Regions from separate parts of the Homo sapiens genome. Here region 1 is linked to region 2. Evidence: chromatin contacts called from ENCODE Hi-C or POLR2A ChIA-PET data. All regions are on one chromosome and are shown on one strand. The core of a region is the stretch at or near the end of the contact, and the rest is flanking DNA. Distances in the headings are between cores, read along the strand shown. Region 1 holds the start of CDV3 (CDV3 homolog). Region 2 overlaps DNAJC13 (DnaJ heat shock protein family (Hsp40) member C13).

What was found. A loop is a pair of places that touch in the nucleus more often than their neighbours do. ChIA-PET counts read pairs that join two places held with the same protein, here RNA polymerase II (POLR2A). Pooled maps may share reads with other maps.
Region 1: a map of chondrocyte shows a loop between it and region 2 (3-fold over the local background). The contact joins the promoter of CDV3 here to the enhancer-like site in region 2. A Hi-C loop is called at or near these places in 1 of 168 maps with a recorded cell type or tissue (chondrocyte) and 1 of 50 pooled maps. POLR2A ChIA-PET finds 5 or more read pairs at or near these places in 2 of 52 experiments (GM10248 and T-cell).

What each region holds. Positions count from the first base shown.
Region 1 is chr3:133,568,725-133,574,935 of GRCh38, forward strand. It overlaps CDV3 (CDV3 homolog), which reads left to right and starts at 4,962. Exons shown (of 5, transcript NM_017548.5): 1 at 4,962-5,560. The coding sequence starts at 5,321. RefSeq lists enhancers at 3,951-4,190, 4,133-4,634, 4,291-4,460 and silencers at 4,841-5,380, 5,401-5,510, 5,541-5,930.
Region 2 is chr3:132,447,364-132,453,217 of GRCh38, forward strand. DNAJC13 (DnaJ heat shock protein family (Hsp40) member C13) reads left to right here. Exons shown (of 56, transcript NM_015268.4): 4 at 1-107; 5 at 535-576; 6 at 3,284-3,484. Among named protein-coding and RNA genes, the nearest start is that of DNAJC13, 33 kb to the left of the region's middle. Within about 2 kb of position 1,413, at least 7 of the 41 ENCODE cell types and tissues checked have a DNase peak (open chromatin) inside an H3K27ac peak, as active enhancers do.

The DNA of each region.
Region 1 (6,211 bases), core at 3,712-6,211, 1.1 Mb after region 2:
ATATAACCACATACATACCAATGTATTCATTAACAGTGTTAGTCTTTCAGTAACTGGAATGTTCCTCTCCCAACTAGGGCACCCTTTTCCCAATATCAGCAGTCTCAGAGAGTCAAGTTAGTCATCAACAGGCTGGTTGGTGAGTGTATCCCAAGAGTTAAGGAAAGCTGACCTTTTGAGGGCTATTTCAGCCAAATCAGGGTGCGGTCTACTGAATCATCTCCACCTTACAGCAGGGCACGTCTATGTGAAAACAAATTTCACACTGCTCTTTCTTGGACAGTGGTGGGTAATAAGTGCCAACTTCTGGCCTCATGGCTTTATCCTATTTCTTTTTCCTTCCTCTTTTCTACTCTCCAGGCTCTTCCCTCATCCTTCAGTTCACACATTCTCCATACAATAAAGTTGATTCGGTTGCTGATCATTCAATTGTCATCACATTGCAGCCCTTCCCTCACCGAGACACTCAAGGAGGTCACCTTGATGGATAGGTTGGTTGTTCCCAAGCTTTTCATTTATTTACAGAACTTTTTGGTTTATTTTCTAATATGTTAGGTTTAACCTTTTGAAATGATTGTTTTTGGCAGGTCAAAAACAGTCAAATAGCAGCAATTTTATGTGGTTCAACAATCAGCAAACCAGACCCATTGGGGGTGGGGTTAATGAGTCTGACTCCCTTCTCAAGCCATGGTGGTGGGTGTATGTGTGTGTGTGTGTGTCTGTGTCTAGGAGAAGGGGGGTGTATGGCAGCCCTTTTCTCTTTCTGGAAATAAGCTCTCCTGGATAGTTGCTGTTGTCTGGGGCCTCCTCTTGCTCTCCATGTATCCTCCAACTAGGACCCTAATGTCAAAAATGAGCTAAGGAGGAACTTGAGGTTGAGGGAGAAGGTTGAATTATTTGTTATGTGTGGCAGAGTTAGCCTATGCTCATAAGCCAACAAGGAAACACTTTTAGAGTCCATGATTTGTGCAGTCCTCTGTTAATGTGGAAAACTGGAGATTAATGGAGACATTTTTCATTTTACAAACATCAGTTAAATGCTTGTGTGATATAGGCTATATGCTCAATGCCATTCCTGCCTTCAAGAGTTTTCAATGTGCTTTTGTAGGTGTTCCTGTGTGTCTCCTTCTAGTTACCAGCTTAGTGTACAATAAGCTCTGTGAAGGCAGGGCTTATCTCTCCTTTAACTCCTAACATAGGGCCCGGCATATAGTAGGTGCTCATTAAATACATGTTTTATATACTTGAGTGAATGAATGAGAGTGGTTAAATAACAAACCAATCATGCGAATACCAGGAAGGCATCAACGATCATACCAAATGAAAAGACTCTGGGCCTCTGAAGTTTAGGAAATCAAGCTGCCTGTAGAGAATAAGAAAAGACTCCCAGAAGAGATGACCTGTAAGTAGTTGCTCCCCAGTTGAAAAGGGGACAGTTCAGGCAGTGGCATAGTTGGCCTTACAGATGTTAGAGAGGAAACCAGAAATGAAAAGAAGAATTCTAGCCACCCATTTCCTGGTGAACACTTTGGCCAGCATGAGCTGCATTCCTTTGAGCTGAGCATGAGTGGAATTTCCAGCCTAGGTAGCAGAATGGATCTTGGATCAAATAGCTCAGCAGAAAAGAACTCAGAAACAATGGGGCTGGGCTCAACTGCCCTTTGCCAGCTCTTGAGCTCATGGAATATTGGAACTCAGCAGGCCTTGTTGAGGGAGATATATGATGTCCTTCGGATTGCACCACTTCAGAGGACCCAGAGGGAAACTGCCATGTTCAGACAGCATTAGGAACCTTGGAAGATGTGCAGAAATACCTGGGAATAGTCTGCATTACTATACAAGTTTTCCATCTGGCAAGTACAAGTGAAAGTCTGTTTGCTTTAAGTATGCAGACGGTCCAAACACATTGGACAGCAGAGGGGAAGACACCTCTGTCAAGAGAGAGCTGGAGGAGCCGGGCACAGCGGCTCCTACTTGTGATCCCAGCTACTCAGGAGGCCAAGGCAGCAGGATCAATTGAGCCCAGGAGTTCCAGACCAGCCTGGGCAACATAGCAAGATCCCTTTCTCTAAAAATGTAAAAAAAAAAAAAAAAAAATTCAGCTGTACATGATGGCACCTGCCTGTAGTCCCAGCTACTCTGGAGGCTGAAGCCAGAGGATTGCTTGAGCCCCGCCTCTTAAAAAGAAAAAAAGAGAGAGAGGGCAGAAGGATGCTTCAAAGATGAGGGGGTGTCTGGTAACGATGATAATGATAGCATGATTCAGGGCACTGTGCAACCAATCTGGAGAAGGGTGGTAGGGGAGGTTTAAAAGGAGCAACTGATGGGAACAGATGCTGTCAATTTTAGGGCAGGTGATTCAAAGAGGAAGGGACCAGCTTCACAGAGGAGAGAATTACTACAAACAATGACACAACCACAAAGACACTGGTCTCTCTACTGGCCTGACCTGAATTTCTTACACATGATCAAGTTCTGGGATCATGCCATCAATCACACTGAAAAATGTAGTGGGAAATTCTGCAGCGTCAGCCCTCAACTACTGTTCCTTCTGTGTATTTTCTCAAGTCATTAATTCTTTCAAGACAATGATGAATTGATAAGGACTTAAGAAAGATATAAATAACTGAAACTTATTTATATCTAGATCTTCTCTTCTAGATTATAAGGGAATTGAATGCAGGAATCACAAATTACTCACTTTTGAATAAAGCACTTTGCCCGAAATATAGCAAAATAAGTGCTTCATAGATGAGGAAAGAAAGAGAGGGAGAGGGCCGGGCATGGTGGCTCACACCTGTAATTCCAGCACTTTGGGAGGCTGAGGTGGGTGGATCACGAGGGTCAGGAGTTTGAGACCAGCCTGGCCAACATGGTGAAACCCCGTCTCTACTAAAAATACAAAAATTAGCTGGGTGTGGTGGCGGGTGCCTGTAATCCCAGCTACTCAGGAGGCTAAGGCAGGAGAATCGCTTGATCCTGGGAGGCAGAGGTTGCAGCGAGCTGACATGCCATTGCACTCCAGCCTGGTGACAAGAGCAAGACTTTGCCTCAAAAAATAAGTAAGTAAATAAATAAATAAATAAATGAAAGAGAGGGAGGGAGGAAGGAAGAAAGAGGGGGGAGGAAGAAAAGAAGGAAAGAAAAGAGGAAGGGAGAAAAAAGAAGGAAAGAAAAAAAAGAAAGAAAATAAATTTGATTAGCGATGGTAAGGGAGGGTGATGGTGATGGGCAGTACTGAACCTGGCCTGCATCACAGGAAGATATATGTTGTCATAGAAGGAAGTCACCTTGGGAGCTGTTCATGTTTGGGGAATAGTATATGTATAAGCTCAAGCTACTTGCTGGCCAAGGCTAGGTCCTTGATTTCTTTTGACATTCAGAAGTTAGACTTTTTTTTTTTTTTTGAGACGGAGTTTCACTGTTGTTGCCCAGGCTGGATTGCAATGAGGCGATCTCGGCTTACTGCAACCTCCGCACCCCCGGGTTCAAGCAATTCTCCAGCCTCAACCTGTAGCTGGGATTACAGGCGTTAGCCACTACGCCCGGCTAATTTTCGTGTTTTTAGTAGAGACGGGGTTTCATTATTTTGGTGAGGCTGGTCTCGAACTCCTGACCTCAGGTGATGCGCCTGCCTCGGCCTCCTGAAGTGCTGGGATTACAGGCGTGAGCCACCGCGCCCAGCCAGAAGTTAATTCTTTAATAGCAGTGTAAGTAGGGGGTAGGAAAAGAGAAACTTTAATGGGGTAACTGTAAAGGAAAAGACGAAGAAGTCTCTCCATTTACTGGCTGGATTCTATCTACCCCATATGGCTACCAACATTTGTCTGAGTCATTTCCTCAATGGTTGTGACAGCTCCCTCTTCTGCTTTTAGAAGGAGGAAGTAGAAAGTTTAAGAGCTTACTTTAGACCACCTTTTGCATATAGAATTCATTTCATTTTCAAGGCCCCAAGGGTATTTAAATGGGCTTTAAACCCATTTAAACCTGGCTTTCGCCTGGGCATTTTGGTCTCCACCCCTATGATAAGACAGTCCCCTCCTTTTATCAGGGATAGAAGCTAAGGATAAACTGTATCATCATCTAGACTCAAGTCAGGGCGTTAAGCAATGTGCTGAGCAGCTAATAATGTTGACTCTCTTCCCTCCATCCCCCTATCTTGTAAGAAATAGTATACCCACTTTACAGATTAGGGACTTGACGATAGGATTTATTGAACTTGACCTTGGTAAACATAATCCAGAGGGTGGAGTTCAGACAAAATCCCTTTCTACCTACCAACCAGCCTATGAAAGATCTTTTAGTAAATGGGACCTAAACTTCAGGCTCACTGCTCCTCTCACTTTCACAATCAACCGGTAAAGAAGAAAAGTAATGGTTGCCACTCCAGAGGGGGTGGAAGTACAGAAGCGATCAGAGGAGAGGAACAATCTTTAACACAGTTGGCTTAACGCAGTGCCTGTCCGTTTCGCGACAGTTCAAACGACTACTATGGGGCCACGGTTTGTTCTGGGCCAGGAAACACACGTGCATCCTGCGCATGCGTCCAAAAGGAACCCACTGCCCCTCCTGCTGGACCTCTTTAGCCAAGTCATCAACCAGCCCTCAACATGCCCGCCCTCAAGACTAAACCCTCGGCCAATCGGGAAACCGGAGTCGCCCGGCACGTCACTTATTTTGCATATGCCCTCCTCTCCCCGCCCCCATGCTTGGACTCCGCCCCGTCTGGGTCAGGGATTGTCACCTAAGAGCTTCGTCCTGGCACCTGATTGGCTCTCTTTCCAGCTCCGCCTCCATCTCCTCCCGCCGCCCGCCCCTTGGCGATCCCACAGCGGCAGGCAGAGCAAAATACGCAGGCGCAGGCGCTTCCTCTCTCTTCTAGCGGCCCGCCCTCCCTCCTCCCTCTCCCTCCCCTCCCCACTCCCTTCCCCTCCTCTCCAGGCCTGCGCGCGCGCCTCTTCCTCCGGCACGCGCCGCTGCTAGCCGAGCACTCTCGCCAGAACCTCTGGCTCGCGCGTGCCTTTTCCCCTCAGGTTGTGGGGAGAGCGGAATCCTGCTCCGCCGTCGCAGCAGCAGCGGCAGCCCCGGCAGCCTCGGGCGACAGCGGCGGCGCGCGAGCCCCCGGGCGGACCGTACCACCGCTCGCCAGCACGCAGGGGGAGCCGCCCGTCTCGCCGCGCACGCCTCGGCGACCCCGCGGGGCTGAGGCGTCGCCGCGCCCGGCAGCGTGAGCGCAGAGCCGGCCTCGACCCCGAGCTCGGAGCCCCGCGGGCCGCGCCCGCCGCCGGCCCCACCCATCCGGGTCGAGGAGGCCGAGGCCATGGCTGAGACGGAGGAGCGGAGCCTGGACAACTTCTTTGCCAAGAGGGACAAGAAGAAGAAGAAGGAGCGGAGCAACCGGGCGGCGAGTGCCGCGGGCGCAGCGGGCAGCGCCGGCGGAAGCAGTGGAGCCGCGGGTGCGGCGGGCGGCGGGGCGGGCGCGGGGACCCGGCCGGGTGACGGCGGGACCGCCAGCGCGGGGGCTGCGGGCCCAGGGGCCGCCACCAAGGCTGTGACGAAGGTGAGGGGCCGGGAGGCCGGCACTCGGGGCCCGGGCCGCGCGCCGGCGCCCCATGTGCCCGCCCCCGCCTGCCGGGGAAGCGTCCGGGAGGGGCCGCGGAGGCCGGGCGGACGGGCGCGGGCCGCCACGTGACGCAGGCTCTCCACCTCGGGCTGGGCTCGCCAGGGCCGGGACCCCTTCCGATATCCGCGGTGGAGCCGCCCTTCCCACCCCGCGTCGCTCGGCGTTAGCCAAGGCCCGGGCGGCGCCACCCTCCGGGGGCACTAGGTCTGGGGCCGCAGTGCCCAGCACAGAGCAGCGTTTATCGGGTGACGTCTAGGCTGAGTAATTCCGTGTGCTGACCTCAGCCCAGTAGTTTGAGCTGAATTTTCGCTTTCAGCAGCCGCATTTGTAGCAGCTCTTTTGTGATGACTTAGTCTCTAAGCCCGTGAAAGAAAAAGAAAACTCTCGGTGGCAAGGTTGAAGTAGAAATGTAGTTGTGAAATTCCTATTGACTTCTTCCTTCGGCTTTTCTTAGTTGCTTAAAGTAACAGCTCCCATGCAGGAACCCAGCGGAAGTATAGTGTTAGCCTACGAGCATGTTTGTCCTCCATTTAGCCTAGTTTGCCCCAGAACGAAGCAAGGGCTTTGACCAGAAGACAAGTACATACT
Region 2 (5,854 bases), core at 163-2,662:
GACAAGGAACGGAGTTCAACCTCACATTTCGTAAAGGCAGTGGAAAAAAGTCAGAAACTTTAAAATTTTCTACAGAGCACAGAACAGAACTTCTTACAGAAGCATTGGTAAGAAGATTCCATGTTCATAAATAAAATTTCTTTCTTCTCTTTTTAAAATGAAGTAGTTACATAGAAGTAGAGAAATTAATGTTCTCTGCCCCTGTACCCACTATGATTATTTTTTTCTTACTGACCTTTAACTTGACCCTGTGAAACGTTCACTTTTCTCTAACAGGCTGGAAAATCTTTTATATTTGCAAGTTTATTAGTTTTTTTTAATTGCATATGCAGGAGAAAGCATTGTATGTTTATCTTGTTCTTCAATAAGGTTTCATACTCTTTTTATTGAATATTCTTAAACTATAACTTGAATAACAGTTTTTAGTGTCCAGGTTACCAAGTCAGGATTTTACTTGCTTTGAGTAGAAGGGAGTGAGCCAAGTTTTCCTTACCAGTCTGTTGTCATAAACTGTGGTTATGTTTTCTCTTTCAGAGATTTAGAACTGATTTTTCAGAGGGAAAAATCACAGGAAGGGTAAATATTTAACATTTATTATGTATTTTTATTTGTTCAAATGTTGCCCTTTATTGTAGAAATCATTTCATAATCTGTGTGTTCCATTTGTAGCAAAGCTAAAGGGAAAAGAAACAAAATTGTAATGTCTCCTGATATCATGTTATGTAGTTTAACAGGAAACTCAAATATGAACAGTTAGATTTAAGAATGTTGATACTGGTAGATGGGGGGAAAAAAAGGCAAAAAAACCTTTGGAGCATTAAAAGCAACACTATAAGCATTCAGGTAGTCCTTATGCAGTATCCCAAACAGTAATACCAGAGAACGTCATACTGCTGATAGTGCATGTTGGAACATTCATTCATTGTTTGGTGTAGGAGTTTCTTATTTCAGAAATATTCAAGTTTTAAGATTTGAGCATACTGAAACTGTCTTCTTACATGTTCTTGGACTGGATCTGGCCTGTACTGAAGCTTGGCATGGTGCACTGACAGCTTTGGAGGAAGCTGTGGTGGCATATCAGAGTCGTCTTAACTTTCCCAGGCCTTTTCCAGTAATGTAACAGCAGCATTTAAACTAAATCAGAGACTTCTGGGAAAGAGGAACAGGAGTGTAACCTTTTTTCACTCTCTTGAGATATTAAATTTCTTCCCATTAGCAAGTATTACTTTTATAATGGAGAAAAATAATGCTTAAATTTATAGCACTGTTCAGAACCCTAGCTTCTGGCAAAAGGCAGGAACTGAATTCTGATATGCGGGCAGCACCATTCTCCTGTCTGTCTTAAGCCCTCATTCATAGAATATTTCTATGAATATTCTGCTACTTTTTTTAGCATCCCAGAAACCTCACTAATTTCAACTCTAGCAATTGGCTGGTTGCCCAGCAGCGTTTAAAAATAGTTTAATGGCAACTGGCGAGCTGCTTATTTCTTGTTCCTGATGAGCCATGGTCAAATTTTTATAAATCATAACTTGGTGTGCTTATTTTAATTATTCTATATTGTCAGGTGACGTACCTCATCTGTTTGGGAAACAACTGCTTTCAAAAGCATACTTAGAATTTTTATATAAGCTGTCTTTTGTACCAGTTAACTTCAGCCATTTAATACTTTTCAAAATCTTGTGGTAGAAACAGTACCTCTAGAAGATTGCCCAAAGGATAGTTTACCTGATTTTACATCAGGAGTAAGGGGCTCAAAGTGACACCTGTATTGTCCTAATAACAAGTTTAGATTCCACCCCAAATACTGTGCTGGCTAAACGGCACTCTTCTTGCCTAAGTTGAATTTGGCTCTAAGACCTCCATTTGCCCTAGATATACTTCTAAATCAGGGTTTCTCAAAAGTCCTTCTTGGTTGGCCCCTGCAATCCTGAGGGATAATGATGCTTCCATCAGCACATCTCATTAATGGCAGTTGTTTATGAGCTGGGAGGAATGGAGAATATCCTATATAGTGGTCTTGAGGCATGTAAACAAGTATAGTTTGGAAAGCTCCACAATTTTTGTGCCCTGCCTTCTCCCATTCCTGCAGCAGAGGTGTGGCATTGACTGATCTTTTGGTTCAGAATCAAGGTTCTGTATTCTTGGATTAGTGCAGGCCCCTTTGTCTGTCTGCATAATTACTTTTATGGAACTATGTGTGTGTTCGATGCATAGATCAGTAATGTTGAGGAGACTTGATGTCCTGTGAAAGTCATTGCTGACTTCAGTGTTGGGATATTAGTGGAGGTGTTCATTACTTAGTGCTTCACTCTCTTTTCTGAAAACCTAGAAGATAATTTCTTATTTCAGTATCAGAAATAGTTGTACTCCAGAGCAACCAATTGATTTTTACATTAAAAATTGTAATTGACCATGTATCCCACTTTATATTGATGGGTAGAAAACTGCGGTGTTTGGGTGGGGGAGAGGATACTCATTTCACATCTGAAACTTTGTTATCCTTATTTTCTCTTTGCTTCAGTTTTCTATTATTTTAAATTTATTTTCTTCTTCCGTATCGCATCATTTTGCTTAGCAGCCTTGATTAAACCTTTTTTCTTTTTAAAGACTGAAACTGGATAGTAAATGGATATTGACTATTCTAATAATTTCTGACACTCAGCTACTTTAATTTGTGAAGGAATATTATCTAAATGGAATTTTACTTGCTAATATGATCAAACATCTTGAAGATAACTTTCCAGTTGTGTGATTAGAAAAGCCTAAGGTCAAATACAGGCCTCAGCTTTTTTTTTTTGTATGTGGAAATAAAATATACATTAATATACTGAGGCGGTTCAGGTTGTTTAAATTGAATATTACAACTTCCCTGAAATGTGACTTAGCTCTTTTCATTATTGAACTTGGATTAAAAGAATCCATCAAAGAAAGTAGATCTTTTTTCCAGTAAAACTCTTTCAGAATACATTTCTATGTAGGATTTCCTCTTTTTTCTTTTTATAAATTTACATAGAGTGGCTTAAAATAGCTTCATAAAATATTGTAACCCAAACCCTTTGCTAATTAAAAAAGAATGTACTGTCTTCAGTTAGTGTGAACATTCTTAAACACCTCCAAATAGTTAAAATTAATCATAGTTTTAACAATTTGGATAGTAGCTCTAAATATTTACGATGACAGTTAGATTTTTGGTCGTTTCAATAGTGACTGTGATACATTAAATTTTATTTTATATGATTTTATTTTATGAACCTAAAAGTAATACTGATTCTGTCTTTAGAGATACAACTGCTATAAGCATCACTGGAGTGACTCAAGAAAACCTGTAATTTTGGAAGTAACTCCAGGAGGCTTTGACCAAATTAATCCTGCAACCAACAGAGTACTCTGTTCCTATGACTATAGAAATATTGAAGGATTTGTAGATCTCTCAGATTATCAAGGAGGATTTTGTATACTTTATGGAGGATTTAGTAGATTGGTAAGTACTATTTTAAAAAAAAAAAACACTTTAAAAGGGTCATGACCATTTGAAGGAAAGCAAAGCTTTTTATACTTCATTTTGAAATTTCACGTGAGTCCTCTGGAAGGAAGTATAATAGTCCAGGTTTTGGTATCAAAGATACCTGAGCTTGAATCCCAGTTTGCTGCTTTCCAAAATGAGGAGAGTGAGGATCTGGTGAGATAATTTATGTAAAATGCTTTACACACAATGGATGGCTTAGTACGGTAAACAGTGACTACAGTTGTTATTTTCATTGGTATTACTGTCTTACCAAAAAGTTTCTAAGCTTTCTTTGAAAAAGTAATTTAAGCCTGGCATGGCAGCTCACACCTATAATCCCAGCACTTAGGGAGGCAGAGTTAGGAGGATAGCTTGAGCCCAGGAGTTTGAGACCTGCCTGGCAACATAGTGAGACCTTGTTCTGCACAAAAAGGAAAAAAAAATGAAAAAAGTAATTTAAAATCACTTACTTTTTGAGAATCTTTCATCCTTTGCCTGGCTGTTTATAATCTGAAATCTGAGTATGCATTGAAACTTCAATCTGGAATTCATTGCGTGTTTTTGTTCTGAAATTCAGAATTATATATAAGTAAATTATGGGGTATAACAGAAGCTACTTAAGGTGCTGAGAACCCTGTTAATCAGTAATAGAAGCTGAAGTATATATAACTATTTTTTTTTAAGATACATCCTGCCTTTCTGTCTCAAAGATGTGCGGTAGAGAAAGTCTCCAAATGGAGAGACTCATTTGAACTTAATTGCAAAATTCCTTTCTCTTGAAAATTTTAATTCTTGTAGCTACCTTAGTGTTCCGGGAATGCTCCTTCAATTTTTAGTGTTTTGTAGATAAAATATCGTTCTGTTGGTAGCAGAGCCAAAGCAAGCGTTGAACTTTTACATATATAAGATAGTAGATGTTAGCAAAAGGGAAATAAACAATGATGGGGGCTAGATAATCTGATGTAGAAATATAGTTGGTTCTTCAGAGTTACAGGCCTTTTTCCATCTTAGATTTTACTCTTTCCCCACTTGATGGGTACCATCCTAGTTTCCCTCATCTAGGAACATACAGGTAAACCTCTGTGTGTTACCTCTGAGGCTTGACCCAAAAGATGAAGGCCCTTCTCCCAGCCCAAAGCCTGCTGTCTTAGTGCTATCCATAGACTGTCTCTTCCCTGGTCAGTGGTAATTTGGAATGTTTAACATCTTGTTGGTAAAGATACCTGATTACAAGAATATGGCCTGTCAGGCCTTAATAGGATAACTGTATCACAGTAATTCAACCAAGCCATAAAATGGAATAATAAGGTAAACGTTAAGGATGAAAATTGTTTCATACTCTTCTTATTGCCAACATTTTGTATTACTTGGGGGCAGCAAGAAGTTTTCATTTGAATTAATCCACTTTCTCACTGTAAGACACTAGCTAAAATGAATCAATTCACTATAAATATGGTACTATACCAGATTTATTCAACAAACCTTTATCTAATACCTTTTGCATCTATGGTGACTATAAAAAGCTGCTAGGAATAAAACCAGGTTCTTAAACACGATGTGATCCAGTGTTTCTCAGCAGGGGAGCTGTTGACATTCTGAGGAGGACAATTCTTTCTTGTGTGGGACACTCCTACTCTGCCCTTTACAGGACATTGAGCATTTCTGGCCTCTAGACACCAAATGCAAGTTCAGGTTGAGCATACCAAATCTGGAAGTTCAAAATGTTCCAAAATCGGAAACTTTTTGAGTGCCAACATGATGCTTAAAGGAAATGCTTGTTGGGGCATTTCAGATTTGGGATTTTCAGATTTGGGATGCTCAACTGGTAAGTGTAATGAAAATATTCCAAATGCTGAAAAACTCTGAAGTCTGAAATAGTTCTGATCCCAAGCATTTCAAATAACAGATACTCATCCTGTAGCCTGTTCCCTTACCTTTGTAAATAGAGCCCAGAAAGTTGGTTTGTAACATCGGTAGGCCAATGACTTGTAAACATTTAAACATTCTTCAGCATCATCTTGCAAAGAAGCCTACTGTGTAAAACAGATTAAATCAGAGCTGCGTTGTTTGAAACTGGGAATCCTGCCCACACAGTACCCATCACCCCCAGTGGCTTGGCTGGGGTTCCTTGGAGGCCCTTCTTGGAAGACCCAGCATGCTGTTTTGCACAAGGTGATGAGAACCAGAACCTGAGAAATTTTGAGATAATTGCCGTTCAGTGAGTTAGTTGCAAAGCTCTGTATCCCAGACTTTATTATTTTAATTTAGTAATAGTCTTTTCATTGAAACAACTGCTTATTTGCCTCTAATACCTACCTCTTTTTTCTCTAGAATTGCTACTTTAAT